2 separate regions of the Homo sapiens genome follow, and region 2 is linked to region 1. Evidence: read pairs that join two places in POLR2A ChIA-PET (ENCODE). Cell type or tissue: B cell. All regions are shown on one strand. Links, peaks and the distances in the headings refer to the core of each region. The heading gives the core; the rest is flanking DNA. Region 1 overlaps NCOA5 (nuclear receptor coactivator 5). Region 2 has its middle 9.4 kb from the start of MMP9.

What was found. ChIA-PET counts read pairs that join two places held together with the same protein. Peaks named below come from ENCODE experiments on the same cell type or tissue, not always from the same donor. Only the 100,000 strongest peaks of a DNase experiment are listed, where the experiment ranks them.
Region 2: POLR2A ChIA-PET joins it to region 1 with 8 read pairs; 4 of 35 experiments call an interaction of 5 or more read pairs at or near these places.

The regions. Positions count from the first base shown.
Region 1 is chr20:46,062,273-46,070,604 of GRCh38, forward strand. It overlaps NCOA5 (nuclear receptor coactivator 5), which reads right to left. Exons shown (of 8, transcript NM_020967.3): 3 at 7,938-8,264; 4 at 6,230-6,366; 5 at 4,783-4,909; 6 at 2,757-2,956; 7 at 1,088-1,408; 8 at 1-617. The coding sequence ends at 28. Among named protein-coding and RNA genes, the nearest start is that of NCOA5, 24 kb to the right of the region's middle. RefSeq lists an enhancer at 1,802-1,861. In B cell, for the core only: no CTCF peak of the experiment used is centred there; no DNase peak of the experiment used is centred there.
Region 2 is chr20:45,995,324-46,003,655 of GRCh38, forward strand. No RefSeq gene overlaps it. Among named protein-coding and RNA genes, the nearest start is that of MMP9, 9.4 kb to the right of the region's middle. RefSeq lists an enhancer at 93-600. In B cell, for the core only: no CTCF peak of the experiment used is centred there; a DNase peak (open chromatin) is centred at 3,648; H3K27me3 peaks cover 1,732 bases.

The DNA.
Region 1 (8,332 bases), core at 180-8,179:
GACTGGGGAGAGTTGAAAGATTTAGCTTCAGTAATGCCTCTGGTAAGATCCCATGGGGGCCTGTGGCTGCCCCATCTGTGCTGTGGTCTGGCTAACCAGGTGGGAGAGAGCAGGGCCACTCTGGATCAGGGTATCCAGAGCCTTCTGTACACTTGGATTGTCAAAGTTGATACCTGTGGAAGACACAGGCCTCTGGCTAGTCATGTTGCTAGCAGGTGCCAGGCGACTGGAAGGCTGGCCAAAAAGCCCTTGGGAAGGAGCCCCAGGTCTGGGGCCCATGTTCTGAGCAGATCCTCCCTGTCCCAAAATGCTTGGAGGCTGATTGCCAGAAGCCTGTGATCTTTGTTGAGGCTGGCTGTTTGCTGCTGTGGAAAAATTCTGGTTTGGGGTGTTTCCGGCAGCAACCGAGGGGGATGCAGAGCTGCTATTGGCCGTCACTGTGCCACTATTGAAGAGGCTGAGGATTTTGGCCTGAAGCTCTTGCTGGGAGGTGGGGGGTGCAGATGGAGTGGGTGTAGCAGAGGGGAGCACTTGGCCGCTCTGGAGCGGTTGGGAGCTTGGCTGTGTCTTCAGCGAGGCACCCGAGGTCGCCCCGAGTGGTTGGCGGGAAATCGGGCCTGGAAGACAGAAGAGGGAGGTATCTGGTTCAAAGTACCCCCCAAGGGCAGGAGGCCTAGCAGCCAAAGGAAGAACAACAATCACTGAGTCACATCAATCATACAGTACACAGACGATAACATCAATTTCCCAAAGAGGCCGCTTCATGATATGTGCTGTTTACAGAAAACAATAGGCTAGTTCCCCTAGAGAACTGCTAAAAAACAAAAGGGCATCCATCCTGGCTACCACGGAGCCAGCAATACTAGTCAATCCACCACATTAACTATAGGGATCAGCATTCAGTACCCAAATATAAAGTTATTATTAACATTATATCAGCATGGGTGGCCCACGGGAGAACCCAAGGGATGGACTTAGTTCCCTTACCCACTCCAAAGAGCCCTGGGCCTGACACCCTCCCAACAGAGCCTGGGGATTAGAGAAATGCAGAGTCAGAACTTCACCTCGGCCCTGCCACGTAGCTCACCAGGCAGAGAGTCGGTGCTGCTCCTCATCAGCCGCTCCTTCCGCTCTCGCAGGTAGTTGATGATCTTGTCAGTCTCTTCAGCAGTGAGGTACCTGTTGTCTGCCAGCAGGTTGATGAGGCTCTGGATGGCTGGAGGGTGGCCCCCACGCACTCCCTCCTCAGGGCCTCCTCTCTCTCTTTCCTGCAGGATGGCTTCATCGGCCATCTTGGCTGCCTGTCTGGCAATCTCCTCACGTTCCTTCTCCCGGCACTCATTCTTGTAACGCTCATAATTTCTGGCCACCAGCACCATGGCATCTGCTTGGGGCATGTTGCGATGCTCTGTAGGAGGAAATGACATGAGTTATTTTCTTCCATGACATATTTAAGTGCCCACCTGCTGCACTCTGTCAAGTCTTTCCTAACCTCATACCAGCAAGAAAATCATTTTGGTGACAAAAAGCCTTGAGATTGAGAGTGGGGTGGTGTGGGGGGAGAGATGAAGGCCAGGAAGGGAAGTGAACGAACACTTTTGGTGAGGAGATGCACCTTTATATACAGCTGGTTCTTTGGGGGAATTCCTAGATCACAGACTTGTAGTAAAAACCAAAGAAACATGACATCCTCCCACAGATTCAAACAGACCACGTGGGGAACAGCCATGGGAGGCAGGCCCAACAGCCTCTAGACCAGCAGCAGGAGGCCAACAGGCCCCTCTGGAAAGCAGGGCTCTCCACTGTGCTCCTCAGGACAGAGCTGGCCTACCATTTTTTAATTCATCAGTTCAAAAGTCATAGATTAAGATCAAACTGTGACCCTAAATAACCTCCTCTCCTCACCCATGGGCAACATGGTTTACTGGGTAGTGAGAGGACTCCTTAGAACTTTTGTCCTCACACATCTTGAGGACTATTCCTCAGACAAATGACCCACTGGAGATCCTTATGTAATTGTATGGTTATGAGGGTAATGGGTGAGGCAAAGAGAGATCCTGCGTATAGTGGGAAAAGGGTTAAGTCTGTGCTGTAAGAGTGAGGAGCAGGGTATCAGCTGGCGGACTCTTAATCCTCTGGGCTCAATGCATTAAAAGCTACTTCTGAGGAGGACTTCGAGAACTGGGCCTGGGCCTCTACAGGGTCACGGCCTCTTAGCCCCTCTGGTTACTTCTCCAGCACACTTACAAAAAGGACCCTAAATGCCTGTTATATTCTCTGTCCTCCATTAGAAAGCTGGCAGAAGCAAGGATTTTGTCACATTCAGTGGAGTACATGGCAGAGGTGTGCTGGAGCCAGATCTCAGTGGCAAGAGCCAACTGTGTACATTTCTTTCCAACTCTCCCTTCAGTGACTTCAGGTTGGTGGCTTGAACTGAAACATGGTGGGAGTATTTACACCATGGAGATCAGCAAATGCTATAAACGCCCTCCCCCCACACTGGAACTTGTTGTTACACGTGTGCCAGCACACCACTGTATATACCTAGTGGCTAAGTATAGTGTAACAGAGATCCACTAAGAAACTATCAGATAAGTAAGTGACTATGCAAGACTCTTCCATGGTACTTAAGAGAGGGGCCCTACCATATATGAACTGAGATATAAGAGTCATTTGCCCAAAACCTGCTTCTTCTGAGTAAGGCATAAAGGACTAATAATGGACTAGTGACTACCTCCGGTATTCTGACTCTGTACCTTGCGGGGTTCCAAACATGATGTTGACTGTGCAGGAGCGGTGAATCTGGTGTTGCTGGGTGATGACAATAGCAAAAGGAGAACCTCCCCTGCTAACATCCTCCAAGGCTTGTGACAGTGACACTTCTGTGTTAAGGAAGATCAAGTCCACTACCATGCCCAGGTCTCGCACCTTCCGCCCCACAGACTCAGCATAGTCTCTGTAAAAATAAATAAGATCCAGGTGAGCGACCAACTCCAAATCTGCATCGTGTGTCTCAAGCCAGTTGTGTGTGTTCCTACTGATAACTCAAACCTTAGTCTACCCCAGTACCGTATTCAGGATCCAAGTATCTAGACCAATACTCTCTCTCTACCCTGGCTCAGAACGGTTGTGACTTGCTTGAGATCACGTCAGAAGTTGCCAGTAGCACAGTATGATACCCAGGTCCTTCTCTTGATTCTCTAGCCCTGTGGTCCTTCCTTAAGACCATCCTGCTCCCTAAGACTTGTGGCACTTATCTCTTTTTGGGTAGGCTGCACAACACAGTGGGAAGATCATGGGTTTAACGCTAGAAACATGGGTTTGGATCCCAGCCCTTAAAATTTATTTGCAAAGTTGTGAAGCTTAAGCAAGTCCATTTACCTCTTACAAACATCAGTTTCTTTACTAATAAAACAGGAGTAACATGGCTCAGTTCATACGTCATTTTTTTGACCTTCCCTCCAATCTAAATTAGATCTCTGACATTCTCTTCTCATAGGACTCATCACCTGTATGCTTTTGTCACCTGCCCCATTGGGTGTAAGCTCCACCAGTGGAATGAGGCTATACAGCCCCAATACCCGCCATCCACCATACGTATAAAAGATTTGCTGAATGCTCATTTTTTATGATTACTGTGAAGATTAAAAATAATTTATGTAAGGCACCTAGTATGGGGTAGTACATAAAGTAGGTGCTCAGAAAATAACAGCTATTATCATGTGTCCAAAAAAAGCTCTCTAGAGTTAAAAGCAGCATCTATCACTGAACAAGACAGCCAAGAGCCTGTGAACTCTGCCTACTGCTTGGTGTCTCAACACCTATTTCCCTAGTCACTGCCTTGAAATTAGCTCTTTAACCCCAAACTGCTAGAAAATACATGAAGTTATTTACTTAGTACCACCTAGGGAAAGGGAACATAGCTACTGCCAAGCCTGCAAGCTGCTATACTCCTTTCTGCTTCTCTGCTCTGCCTCTTCAAGGAGAAAATGTAAAACAGGGATGCAGTGAAACAATGCTATAAGCCCTAGCTTGGTAACATGGTCATGTAACAGTTCTGCAAGGCCATGGTACTTCACAAAGACTTGGTTCTTGGCTGACAAATGCAGAGGCGTGTCTCCCAAAGTATTGGGCATTTGGGTTGTCCCATGAAGGGAGTATATACTACTCTGCTTGACCAGCGGCTACACCCTCTTCCACTCTCAGTCTGCATGGTTCCACAGGGCTAATCCCACCTCTAGCTCTTGGGATGGGAACATGACTTAGCCCTGGCCAATCAGAACACCCAGCACCCCTGCCAAAGTGACAGGCTCAGGGATGGGAAAGTGAGTCAGGTCAATCTAAAAAGAACTGCAGAACTTCAGGTGGAAACACTGGGAAAGAGAAGTTCTCTTTCCACTTGGCTTGCTAAGCTAAGAAGACACACGTTCAGGGCCAGTGCCATTCTGCCTCTTCAAGCACAAAACCTGCCTGAGAACAAAGGCAAATCTGAGGAAAACAGTGCTTAGAGACTAACACAGAGACCAATTTTGATGACATGGTTTGATCCTGGATGTGGCTGTGCCTCAATTTCCCAGTTAATTTTTGCTTAAATGAAAAATGTCCCTTTTGGCCTCAATTTGAATTGAGTTTTCTGTCACCTATAACTGAAAGAACCCTGGCTAACAGCGCACAGCAATGCAAGAATACACAGCTCAGATTCAGTGGATAGAGGTGCTAAACAGGAGCCTGAATTTCTCTGACTCTTCTCCTTACTGGGGAGAAATATCTAAGGGTTCTTACTTTGTCTGTTTGTTGACCACAATCACAGAACAATCAACGGGCCTTTCGGCATCAAAGCGTCTCTGGATTTCCTCAAAATATTGACGATAAAGCTCTTCTCTACGCCGTTCCTCACGTTTCAAACGCTCTGCAAAACACCACCAGGGTAAACTGAAATAAGGACTGGACCCTCATTTTAAATCCTGAGCTACTTGTAGGCAAAGGTCATAATACTCTGAATCAATCCTCTGGTCTATCTCCTAAAAACAGCCAGTATTAATATTTTTTACTATTATAAATTAACCAAAATGTAATGCTGGATTAAAGGACGTGGCCATTTTAATGCTGCATCTGATACTTACTGCCAAGCTGCTCCCTGAGAAGGCTGATACTAATTTATACCTCCACAGAGGTAGATCATCTAGTGCCTATTTCTCCACACCTTAGTCAACAGTGAGTACTGTCATTCTTTTTAAGTCTTGCCAACTTGACAGATAAGAATATTATTATTATTCTAATCTGCATTTTTGCTTTTTTTTTGGGGAAAAAATCAAGTAGTAAAGTTTAAAATTAAAAATTTAAAAGTTCTTTTTTTAAAAGAAAAAAATCAAGTATAAAGTTTAAAATTAAAAAATTAAAATTAAAAATGAGATTCTTAAAGATTTCAACTTGGCCAGGTATGAAATAATTTAAGAACCTTTAAAGATGTATTGAGAAAAACCAGGCTTTAAAAAGACATGTTTGCCTTCATCTAAAAAAGAGATGCTGTTAGGTAAAAGTTATAAAAAAAACCAAAAACCTATTTTGCCTAGATAATGCAGATAGTCAGTCATAGTTACTTGGTCAGTAGGCAAAAAACAAGCACTTAATGTCTTCAGCTCCAATCTTTTGTTCATTTTTCTCTTTTTTTTTTTTGAGACAGGGTCTCACTCTGTCACCCAGGCTGGAGTGCAGTGGCACAATCATGGCTTGCTGAGACCTCAACATCCTAGGCTCCAGCGATCCTCCTGCCTCAGCCCCCCGAGTAGCTGGGACTACAGGTGTGCACCACTGCACCAAGACAATTTTTGTATTTTTTTTTGTAGAGATGGGGTTTTATCATGTTGCTTAAGCTGGTCTTGAACTCCTGGGCTCAAGTGATCTGCCGGCCTTGGCCTTCCAAAGTGCTAGGATTACAGGTGGTGGCCACAGTGACCAGCATTTTGTTCATTTCTTATTGCTGGAATTTCATATTTATTTCTTCTTGTTGGATGACTAAACCAGATGATGGTACTAATTTGCATCTTAAAAATCATTTTCAAGCCAAATGCTCTTTACCCACTAATAAGCTACTTATATTTCTTCTTTTTATACACTGCTTGGCCAAGGCACTAGCCCTTTTTCAGATGGGGGTACTGGTTATTAGTTTCCTCTCTCTTTTGTAAAGTGTTCTATCAATAATAGGAATAGACTGTTTCAGCTACTTTACCTTTTGCACGAGACTGACTTTCTGGGCCTGGAGGGCCCCGTCCATCAAAGCTATCTCTGTAACGGTCAAAATAAGAGTCATCCTTTCTCCTGCAATAGTCATCCATTCGTAGGTATCGGTCATAAGAGCCTTCTCTCCTGAAAAGTTAAGGAAATTTTCATAAAGATAAAACTGTGTCTTATCCTGAAAAAGTCACCTAGAGAATTCTCTGGGATTAGACAAATGAGGTTTATATCTGGGACTCACTGCATTATCAGCTCTGTGGCTGTGATAGAGTTAACCTGTCTCACTGAGATGATGTACAGAAAGCACTTAGCATGGTCTTTGGCATATATTAAATGCAAAATAACTGGCAGGAATTATTGATACTAGTTTTGAGGAAACATTACATGTCCCTCCCTTGTGCTTTTTAAAATTATATCTAAACGCATATAACAATAATTTGCCATTTTAACAATTTTTATTATTATTATTATTTTTTTTTTAGTAGAGATGGAGTTTTGCCATGTTGCCTAGGTTGGTCTTGAACTCTTGAGCTCAGGCAATCCAATCCGCCCACCTCGGCCTCCCAAAGTGCTGGGATTACAGGCGTGAGCCACTGCGCCTGGCCTAACAATTTTTAAGTATACAATTCAGTGGCATTATATTCACAATGCTGTGCAACCATCACCATTATCTAAAATTTTTCATCACCTCAAACATAAATTCTGTATTCGTGAAATAACTCCCCTCTCCCCAGCCACTGGTAATCTTTAATCTATTTTCTGTCTCTATAAATTTGCGTATTCTTGATATTTCACATAAAGTGAAATCATACAATATTTGTCTTATGTCTGGCTTATTTCACTTAGCATAATGTTTTCAACGTCCTTCATGCTGTACCACAGATCAGAATTTCATTTCATTTTATGGCTGAATGATACCACATTATATGAATACACCACTTAAAAACAAATCCACACAGTGGCTTACACCTGTAATCTCAGCACTTTGGGAAGCCAAGGCGGGAGGATACCTTGAGCTCAGGAGTTCAAGACCAGCCTGGGCAACACAGTGAGACTCCACGTCTATACAAAAAAATTAGCCAGGTGTGGCGGCATATGCCTGTAGTCCCAGTTACTTGAGAGGCTGAGGTGGGAGAAGTACTTAAGCCTGGGAGGTCAAGGCTGCAGTGAGCTGTGATCATGCCACTGCACTCCAGCCTGGGAAACAGAATGACACCTTGTCTCAAAGAAAAAAAAAAAAAATCCATTAATCTGCTGATAGACATCTGGAGTGTTTTTACCTTTTGGTTATTGTGAATAGTACTGCTATGCATATTCATGTACAACTGAGTCCCTCTTTTCAATTGTTTTGAGTGTATACTCAGGAGCGGAACTGATAGATCATATGGTAATTCTATGTTTAACTTTTTAAGGAACTGCCAAACTGTTTTCCATAGTGGCTATACCAATTTGCATTCCTACCTACAATTTCTCAGAGTTTCAATTTCTCCATACCTTTCCAACACTGTTATTTTCTGTTAAAAATGTTGAAAATCATTCATACATTCAGCAAAATTTATTGAGCAGCAGCACATCTATCACTTGACAGTCACCAGAAATAAAAGGCTGATAAAATGACTGCTCTTACAGAGCTTTCAATTAGTTTAGCAGAACATACATAAAAAGAACTCAGGAAAAAACAAGCAGAGTAACTACGTATGTACCTGTACATAGGATCTCGGGAGTCTCTCATGTCTCTGTATCTGTCGTACATGGGGTCTCGCTGATCTCGAAAATCCCTAGAGTCTCTTAGATCACGAAAGTCTCTAAGATCCCTCACGTCCCGAACGTCGCGCACACTCCTGCTGTCTCTGTGATCCCGCAAATCTCTACTATGTCTGTGGTCCCGCAAGTCTCGGGGGTCTCGAATGTCTCTGCTGTCCCGGGCATCCCGGCCATTTCTGCCATCCCTGGGCTCTCTCCTTGGACTTCCTCGAATTGGGGATCGATCACGCCTTGAATCTCGACTGTCTCCAAAGCCATATGGATCCCTGTGGGAGGTAGCAAGAAAATGCTAAGACAAAGAAATTGAAAGTAGCCAACCCATCAGCTCTTCATA
Region 2 (8,332 bases), core at 240-8,239, 67 kb before region 1:
GAAGCGTGGGAAGGGTTTGAGGCAGGAGGGATGGATAGTGCAAAGGCTCAGAAGCCAGAGTTCTTGATGTATTTCAAGAACCGAAGCTCAGGATGGAGCGTGGATCCCGGAGCGTGGGTGGGTGGGTGCCCTTGGCATATACACCAGTTATTCACTGTGTCTCTTTGTGATCTGTCTTCCTTCCTAGTGTGTGAGCTCCTGCAGGACAAAGCTCACATCTCCTTGAATTCCCTGCGCCCAGCACCCAGCTCAGCACTCAGCAGGGATTCAATAAATGTTTGCTGAATGGAAATGAGAAATTTGAGAACCCATCAGGGAGCCATCTTGGGCAACCTTTTCATTTGCTTAACCTGTGAATTTGGAATTCTTGTTAGCCTTGGGCTATTCTTAATAGCCAAGTTTATTTGTTTGTTCAGAATTGTCATCTGCTGTGCGTCTCAGACTCCTCTGAATGAGGTGGTTCTGTCCGGGCAAAGTCAAGTTTCTGGCCCAACAAGGTGAAACCTGATCCTTTGAGTCCCTCTCTGGATGCCATTCTGTAAACTTTCTTTCTTACCATCTGTAAACTTTCTTTCTTTCTTTCTTTCCTTCCTTCCTTCCTTCCTTCCTTCCTTCCTTCCTTCCTTCCTTCCCTCCTTCCTTCCTTCCTTTCTTTCTTTCTTTCTTTTTGAGACAGTCTCACTCTGTCACCCAGACTGGAGTGCAATGGCGCGATCTTGGCTCACTGCAACCTCCACCTCCTGGGTTCAAGCGATTCTCCTGTCTCAGCCTCCCGAGTAGTTGGGATTACAGGTGCACACTACCATGCCTGCCTAATTTTTGTGTTTTTATTAGAGACGGGGTTTCACCATGTTGGCCAGGCTGGTTTTGAACTCTTGACCTCAGGTGATCCACCCACCTCGGCCTCCCAAAGTGCTGGGATTACAGGTGTGAGCCACCGCGCCCAGCAATTTTTTTTTTTTTTTTTTTTTTTTTTGAGATGAAGTCTTGCTCTGTCGCCCAGGCTGGAGAGCAGTGGCGCCATCTAGGCTCACTGCAACCTCTGCCTCCCAGGTTCAAGTGATTCTCCTGCCTCAGCCTCCCCAGTAGCTGGTATTACAAGCGCCCGCCACCACGCCCAGCTAATTTGTGTGTGTGTGTGTATTTTTAGTAGAGATGGGGTTTCACCATGTTGGCCAGGCTGGTCTCGACCTCAGATGGTCAGCCTGCCTCGGCCTCCCAAAGTGCTAGGATTACAGGCATGAGCCACCGCACCTGGCCAAACTTTCTTTTTTTTTTGAGACAAGGGCTCGCTCTGTCGCCCAGGCTGGAGTGCAGTCGTGTGATCACGGTTCGCTGCAGCCTCGACCTCCTAGGCTCAAGTTATCCTCCCACCTCAGCCTCCTGAGTAGCTAGGACCACAGGTGCATGCCACCACATGTGGCTAATTTTTTTTACTGTTGTGGAGAAAGGAGGAGGGAGAGGGGAGTCTCATTATCTTGCCCAGGCTAGTCTTAAACTCCTGGACTCAAGCAGGCCTCTCACCTTGGCCTCCCAAAGTGCTGGGATTACAGGCATGAGCCATCATGCCTGGTCATCTGTAAACTTTCAAACTTTGCCTTGTATCAGGTCACCTGGGGATCTTATGCAGGTGAGGCAGATTCTGATTCAGTATGTCTGTGGTCTGGCCCGAGATTCTGCATTTCTGACTGGCTCCCAGGTGATGCCAATGCTGCCGGTCCGTGGATTACACTTTGAGTAGCAAGCCGTTAGACAACATTCACATCTTTCCTGGCCCTCACTGCAATGACGACTTTAAAAGCAGGTTGGAGTCAGGCTCAGCAGGGCCTTGGATGCCAGGCTAAGGAGTTCAGCATTTATTCTGGAGGCAATAAGGAGCTGGATGCTGGGTGCTAGAGGGGCTGAGCTATTGCAAAAACAGGAGAGAGAGGTGGCAAGGCTGAAGCTCAGGCAGAGGCAGTGGGAATGCAGAGGATGGTGGTGTCCTGGGCTGAACTGTGTTCCCCTCAAAAAATTCAGTGTTGAAACCTTAACCCCTAGCACTTCAGAAGGTGACTGTATTTGGAGATAGGGTATTTAAAGAGGTAATTAAGTTAAAATGAGGTCATGGGAATGGGCCTTAATCCAATATGACTGGCGTCCTTAAGAAGAGGAAATTAGGACACAGACATGCACAGAGGGGAGACCATGCGAAGACAAGGAAAGTAGACGGCCATCTACAGACCCAGGAAGGGGGGCTCAGAAGAAACCAGCCCTGCCAGCACCTTGATCTAGGACTTCTGCCTCCAGAACTATGAGAAAATACATTTCTGTTGTTTAAGCCACCCATCTATGGGACTTTGTTATGGCAGCCCATGCAAGCAAATAAATACAGAGGGGCTGGATTAAAGAGGACTGTCCAGGTTGTCAGTTACTTGAATGTCATTGTGGGGGGCTATCGGATGCCATACAGGTGATTTGGAAATTGGGAAGGCCTGGGAATGAATAGGAAGCTGGAGGAGGGGCCCAGAGGGAGGAGCAGGGCTGGGGAGGACTGGATTTGGACCAGGTTACATTGGAGGTGCCACTGGGACCTCGGCAGGTGCTACCCAGGGGGCTTTAGGAAATGAGGCCAGTGGTGCTTTCCGTTAAAGCCAGGCACTCAGGGAGTGAGGAGAAGGAAGAGAATGGTCCTGTATTAGTGGGGGCCCTGGGTTTTAAATAAGCAAAACTGGCTCAGGCTAACTTAAGCAAAAAGGAATGTACTAAACAGATTTCTGGAGGCTCACAGCAGCGATGTGAAGGCTCAAGGCCAAGCTTGGAAGGTGAGCTGGTGTCGAGGGAGACTGGCCCACAGTGGGCACGATCAGGAACGCGTAGCAGGGTCAGCCTGGACTGACCCTGGAGGACCCTCAGGACTGCTGGGCTCTGCTCATACATCAATCCAGCAGTCTCCTAAGATTCAGAGATCTGGGGGGAGCATCCTATGGCCCAAACCCAGTCACATGTCTGCATCCCTGATGCCCGGGGGAGGTTTCCAGTGGGAGGATACCTCTCCATCCCTGGAAGATTAAAGATGGCTGCATGCTCTGTGATACTCCTTTCATATCACAGGAGATAGAGAATTGGGCTCTATCTTCCTCTCCTGGCCTGTGACTGCTTTGGCCAATAGAATACAGTGGATGTGACACTATGCCAGCTTCAGGCCCAGACTTTAAGGGAAGTGGCAGCTTCTGCCTTGGTCTCTGGGAGCCCTGAGTCACTCACTCCGTAAGAAGACTGACTGGAGAGACCACATGGAGATTACGTGGGGAAGGGAGAAGGGCACACTACAGCCCAGCCTTCCAGCTAGCTCTGCCAAGACCCCAGTGTTTTATATACATATTTTTCTTTTTTATTTTAGAGATGGTGGTCTTGCTATGTTGCCCAGGCTGGTCTCAAACTCCTGGGCTCAAACAATCCTCCCACCTCGCCCTCCCAAAGTGCTGGGATCACAGGCATGAGTCACCGCACCGGCTGACCCCCATGTTTTAAATTGTACCTGGGATTTTGTTTTTATTCAGGTATGGCGAGGCCAACAGATCAGGAGATGATTGTCATTGAAAGACAGTTGGTTAACCACAGTTCTCAAGAGGAGGGGGCATGCCATGTCACACAGGGCCACATGGGGAAGTACCAGCATCAGTCAGGAGGCAGAAGGAGGAAGGGGGAAGTGTGGGCCAGAGTCTTCATTGTGATTTTGGTGGGAAGGAATAGGCAAGGCAGGGTAGACAAGCTGGATGGGTTTAGGACTGGCTAGCTTGAACAATTCCCTTGGGTTCTGGGCTATAGGGGTGGTCCCTAGTTGTCTAGTACCTAAGCAGGATGATCTAGAATGGGGGATAGCATCCTGAACTGCAGGAGCTGATAAAAGGAGGTAGGAGGTGGATGGGGGTTATGGAATCAAGATTGGTTGGTTTGCACATTAAGAGGTGCTCCCAGGCAAGATTGCCATCTCTAGGAATTAGCTATCCCTAGGAGGGGCAGTCCCTTTTCGGGTCCATAAGGCCCCTGGATGTCAAAGCATCATAAAATACAGAAAAGAAAAAACACGATTAATAGGCCAGGCGTGGTGGCTCACACCTGCAATCCCAGCACTTTTGGAGGCTGAGGCAGGAGTATCACTTGAGCCCAGGAGTTTGACACAAACCTGAGCAACACAGTGAGACTCCATCTCTGCCAAAAACAAACAAAAAATTTGCTGGGTGTGGTGGCGCATGCCTGTAGTAGCAGCTACTCAGGAGGCTGGGGCGGGAGGATCACTTAAGCCCAGGAGTTAGGGGCTGCCATGAGCTATGTTCGTGCCACTGCACTCCAGCCTGGGAGAAAAAGTGAGACTCTGACTCAAAAAATAAAAAATAAAAACATGATGAATCCATCCAGGAATGGGAGTAAAACACCTTGGACTTTCCAGTCCACACTGAGCCACCAGCTGACTCCCTCAGCTGAGGCCTCAGGCATCATAGAGCAGAAGGAGCAGCCCTGCTGTGTTCTGTCCAAATTTCTGACCCACAGAATAGTGAGATACAGTCACAATAAATTGTTTCAGAGCCTTTAAATTTCGAGGCCGTTTGTCATGCAGGTGTAGATTTCTGGAGCCCCTCCACCCTCCAAGACTCACTCATTAGCAGATTCCTTCCCAATCTCAGAAGGGACTTGGGAAAGATAATTCCATGATTGGTTAAAGACATGACTCCCATGACCATATAATCAGCTTAATTTTAACTCCCATTACAAAGATGAAGAAACTGAGGTTCAGGGAGGGAAAGTCATTTACCCAAGGTCACACAGTGCAAATTCAAATCCAGGTATGCCAGATTCCAGCATCCAGCCCCTTCCACTGTACCAGCTGTCACCTAGTTGGCCTCTTTATGGAGCCCATGGTTGGAGCTGAGAGAGCCTTATGGATGGTCTCCAAACCAGGCCCCCCATGAATCTCACCCGCCCCCTCTCCATGTGCTCCCCGTGTTTTCCCATTGGAGAAATCCCGCATCGCCTCTCATCAGGAGCTGGGCTGGAACTGCTACTTCCAGACCCTGGGAAGCTTCGAGTGCTTCCCTTCCGCTGGCCTTCCTTGCATCCATGCAGAGACTGTGCCATCTTCCCTGCATCCCAGCACCCCCGGCTTCAGGTGTATCAAAGTCCCAGCGCTGCGTGAAGTTCAGGTTTGAACACATCTCAGCAGGCTTTGTGAATACATTAGTTTTTGTTTTCCCCTAACATGCCACAGGGGTGGGAGGAATGGGAGGGGGCACTGGAATTTAATATGCAAATGTATGCAGATCGCATCTAAATGAGGGTGTCCCAGGTTTAATGGGAAGAACAGGCAATCAGAGCAGGCCCAGCCCAGCCTGCAGCCCTGGGGCTCTGCAGCAGCACAGTCAGAAATGACTCTCCGGGGAGGGTGTCTTGGGCTCTTTTACAGAGCGTGTTCTTTGAAGCAATGTCTCCGCAGCACAGGGGAAGGAAGAGCTGCGGAAATTGGTTCTGGATACTTCCTGGCAAAGTGTTCTCAATTGCTTCAACTATGTTGGGGGTGGGTGGGAGAGAGGGGGTAGAATCTCTGAACCTCTCAGTGAACACAGCCAGCAGCGGCTGTCCCTATCAGTGATTTCTAAACCGAAGGAGCTTGCTAACATCTACTTCCAGATCACACTGATTACTAAACCAGAATCTCTTGAGAACCTTTGTTTTTTAAAAGTCCCTGGCTTTAGGAAATACTGACACTAACCAGGCGTTCTTAATCTGGAGACTCTTACAGGTTCCGGGGCCCGGTATAGCAATGTTATTAACCCTTCCTGCATATTAGAATCACCGAGGCTTAAAAAATTTCCCAACGCTCAGGCTGTACCCTAGACCAATTAAGTCAGAATCTACAGGAGGGGAGGTGAAAGTCAGGCATCAGTATTCAAGAGAAAATCCTGAGTGATTCCAATGTGCAATCAAATTTGAGAAGCATTGCTGAACAGGATTCCCACGAGACACTTGTTATACCTGTGCTTGCTTTGGGGCTATTGTTAGCTGCAGGCCCACCACCCGGTGCCAGCTTCAGGAGACCCTCCTTCTAGGAAGGGGACTGGAGGATTGGTGTGCAGCCAGTATGCACTGGTATAGCAGCATTGGTTGTAAAAATACTGAAATATGGCTGGGTGCGGTGGCTCATGCCTGTAATCCCAGTACTTTGGGAAGCCGAGGCAGATGGATCCCTTGAGCTCAAGATTTTGAGACCAGCCTGGGCAACATGGTAAACCCATCTCTATAAAAATTGCAAAAACTAGCCAGGCGTGGTGGAGCGTGCCTGTGGTCCCAACTACTTGGGAGGATCGCCTGAGCCTGGGAGGCACAGGTTGCAGTGAGCCGTGATTGTGCCACTGCACTCCAGCTTGGGCAACAGAGCAAGACCCTGTCTCAAAAATAAAATACTGACATATTTCCCCATCCACTTGTAACTGGGGCTGCTTTGAACTTTCTAAGTTCAAAGCATCACCCTCCCCATCTCCCCAGACCCTGGACATAATCAGTTCTGATTAGTTAGGGCTCCTGAGGACCTGGTTGTTAAATACTTGAACATCACCCCCCGCTATAATGTTGTAGTGAGAAGCACCCACTTTATATAGTCAGAAAGGCCTAGATTCCCACTTGATTTTGGTATGAGTTGTGTGGCTTTTGGACAAGTGGCTTCATCTCTCTGAAGGTCAGTTTCCTCATCTGGAAATGGGGTCAAATGCCCTCCCTATCAGCGTAGGGATGAAGCTGCACTACAGCAGAGGTGGCAAACTGAGCATGCATCAGAATCACTTGGCTGGGCTGGGCACAGTAGCTCATGCTTGTAATTCCAGCACTTTGGGAGGCCAAGGCCAGTGTATCACCTGAGGTCAGGAGTTCGAGACCAGACTGGCCAACATAGTGAGACCCTGTCTCTACTGAAAATACAAAAATTAGCCAGACATGGCCACAAGCACCTGTAGTCCCAGTTGCTCAAAAGGCTGAAGCAGGAGAATTGCTTGAACCTGGGAGGTGGAGGTTGCAGTGAGCTGAGATCATGCCACTGCCCTCCAGCCCGGGTGACAGAACAAGACTCTGTCTCAAAAAAAAAAAAAAAAAAAAAAGGGCCAGGTGTGGTGGCTCACGCCTGTAATCCCAACACTTTGGGAGGCTGAGGCGGGCAGATCACGAGGTCAGGAGTTCAAGACCAGCCTGGCCAATATGGTGAAACCCCGTCTCTACTAAAAAATACAAAAATTAGCCGGGCATGGTGGCGGGCCCCTGTAGTCCCAGCTACTCAAGAGGCTGAGGCAGAAGAATCGCTTGAACCCGGGAGGTGGAGGTTGCAGTGAGTCGAGATCGTGCCACTGCACTCCAGCCTGGGAGACAGAGTGAGACTCTGTGTCAAAAACAAACAAACAAACAAACAAAAACTTTGGCTTGTTAGGTCAAAGATTTCTGGGCCCCACCCCGGAGTTGCTGATTCAATCATTCTGGGGCGGGGAGGATTTGTGTTTCTAAGTTCTCAGGTGCTGCAGGGGCTTCTGGTCCTGGGACTACAGTTTGAGAACCATTGAACTGGAAGATGTATGAGAAAGTGGGCTGGGCCGAGAGTAGAGGCTCAACCCAGGCTTGGAAAAGGGTCAAAATATGTGCCGGTTTCCCTGTGCGCCACATGGACTTCTCCCTCCTGAGCCATTCCCCAGGGCTCTCTCCATCCATTTGTCCAGCAGGGACTGAGCCCCCGCTGAATGCTTAACCTTGGATTTCTCAAAGATTAAGTCCTCTTCCCACCTCTTCCCCATTGTGAGCAGGACCAGATTTACACCTTTAGTGGCTGTGATTACTGAAAATACGGTGCCCCTCCCATCTGTTGTCCAAAGTAAAACAACACTAAACCCTGAAATGACTTCATAAAAAGAACAATAGAGAACTGATTTTTTTTTCCCAAGCTGGCTACTTTGAGGATTTTTTCCAAATATCAAAAACAATATTTTATTTTATTTATTTATTTTGAGACACAGTCTCCGGAGTCTCGCTCTGTCGCCCAGGTTGGAGTGCAGTAGCGCGATCTCAGCTCACCGCAACCTCTGCCTCCTGGGTTCAAGTGATTCTCCTGCCTCAGTCTCCTGAGTAGCTGGGATTACAGGCATGCACCACCATGCCCAGCTTATTTTTGTGTTTTTAGTAGAGACGGGGTTTCACCATGTTGGCCAGGCTGGTCTTCAACTCCCGATCATAGGTGATCCAACTGCCTCTGCCTCCTAAAGTGCTGGGATTACAGGTGTGAGCCACCGCACCCGGTCAAAATCAATATTTTAAATGTGTA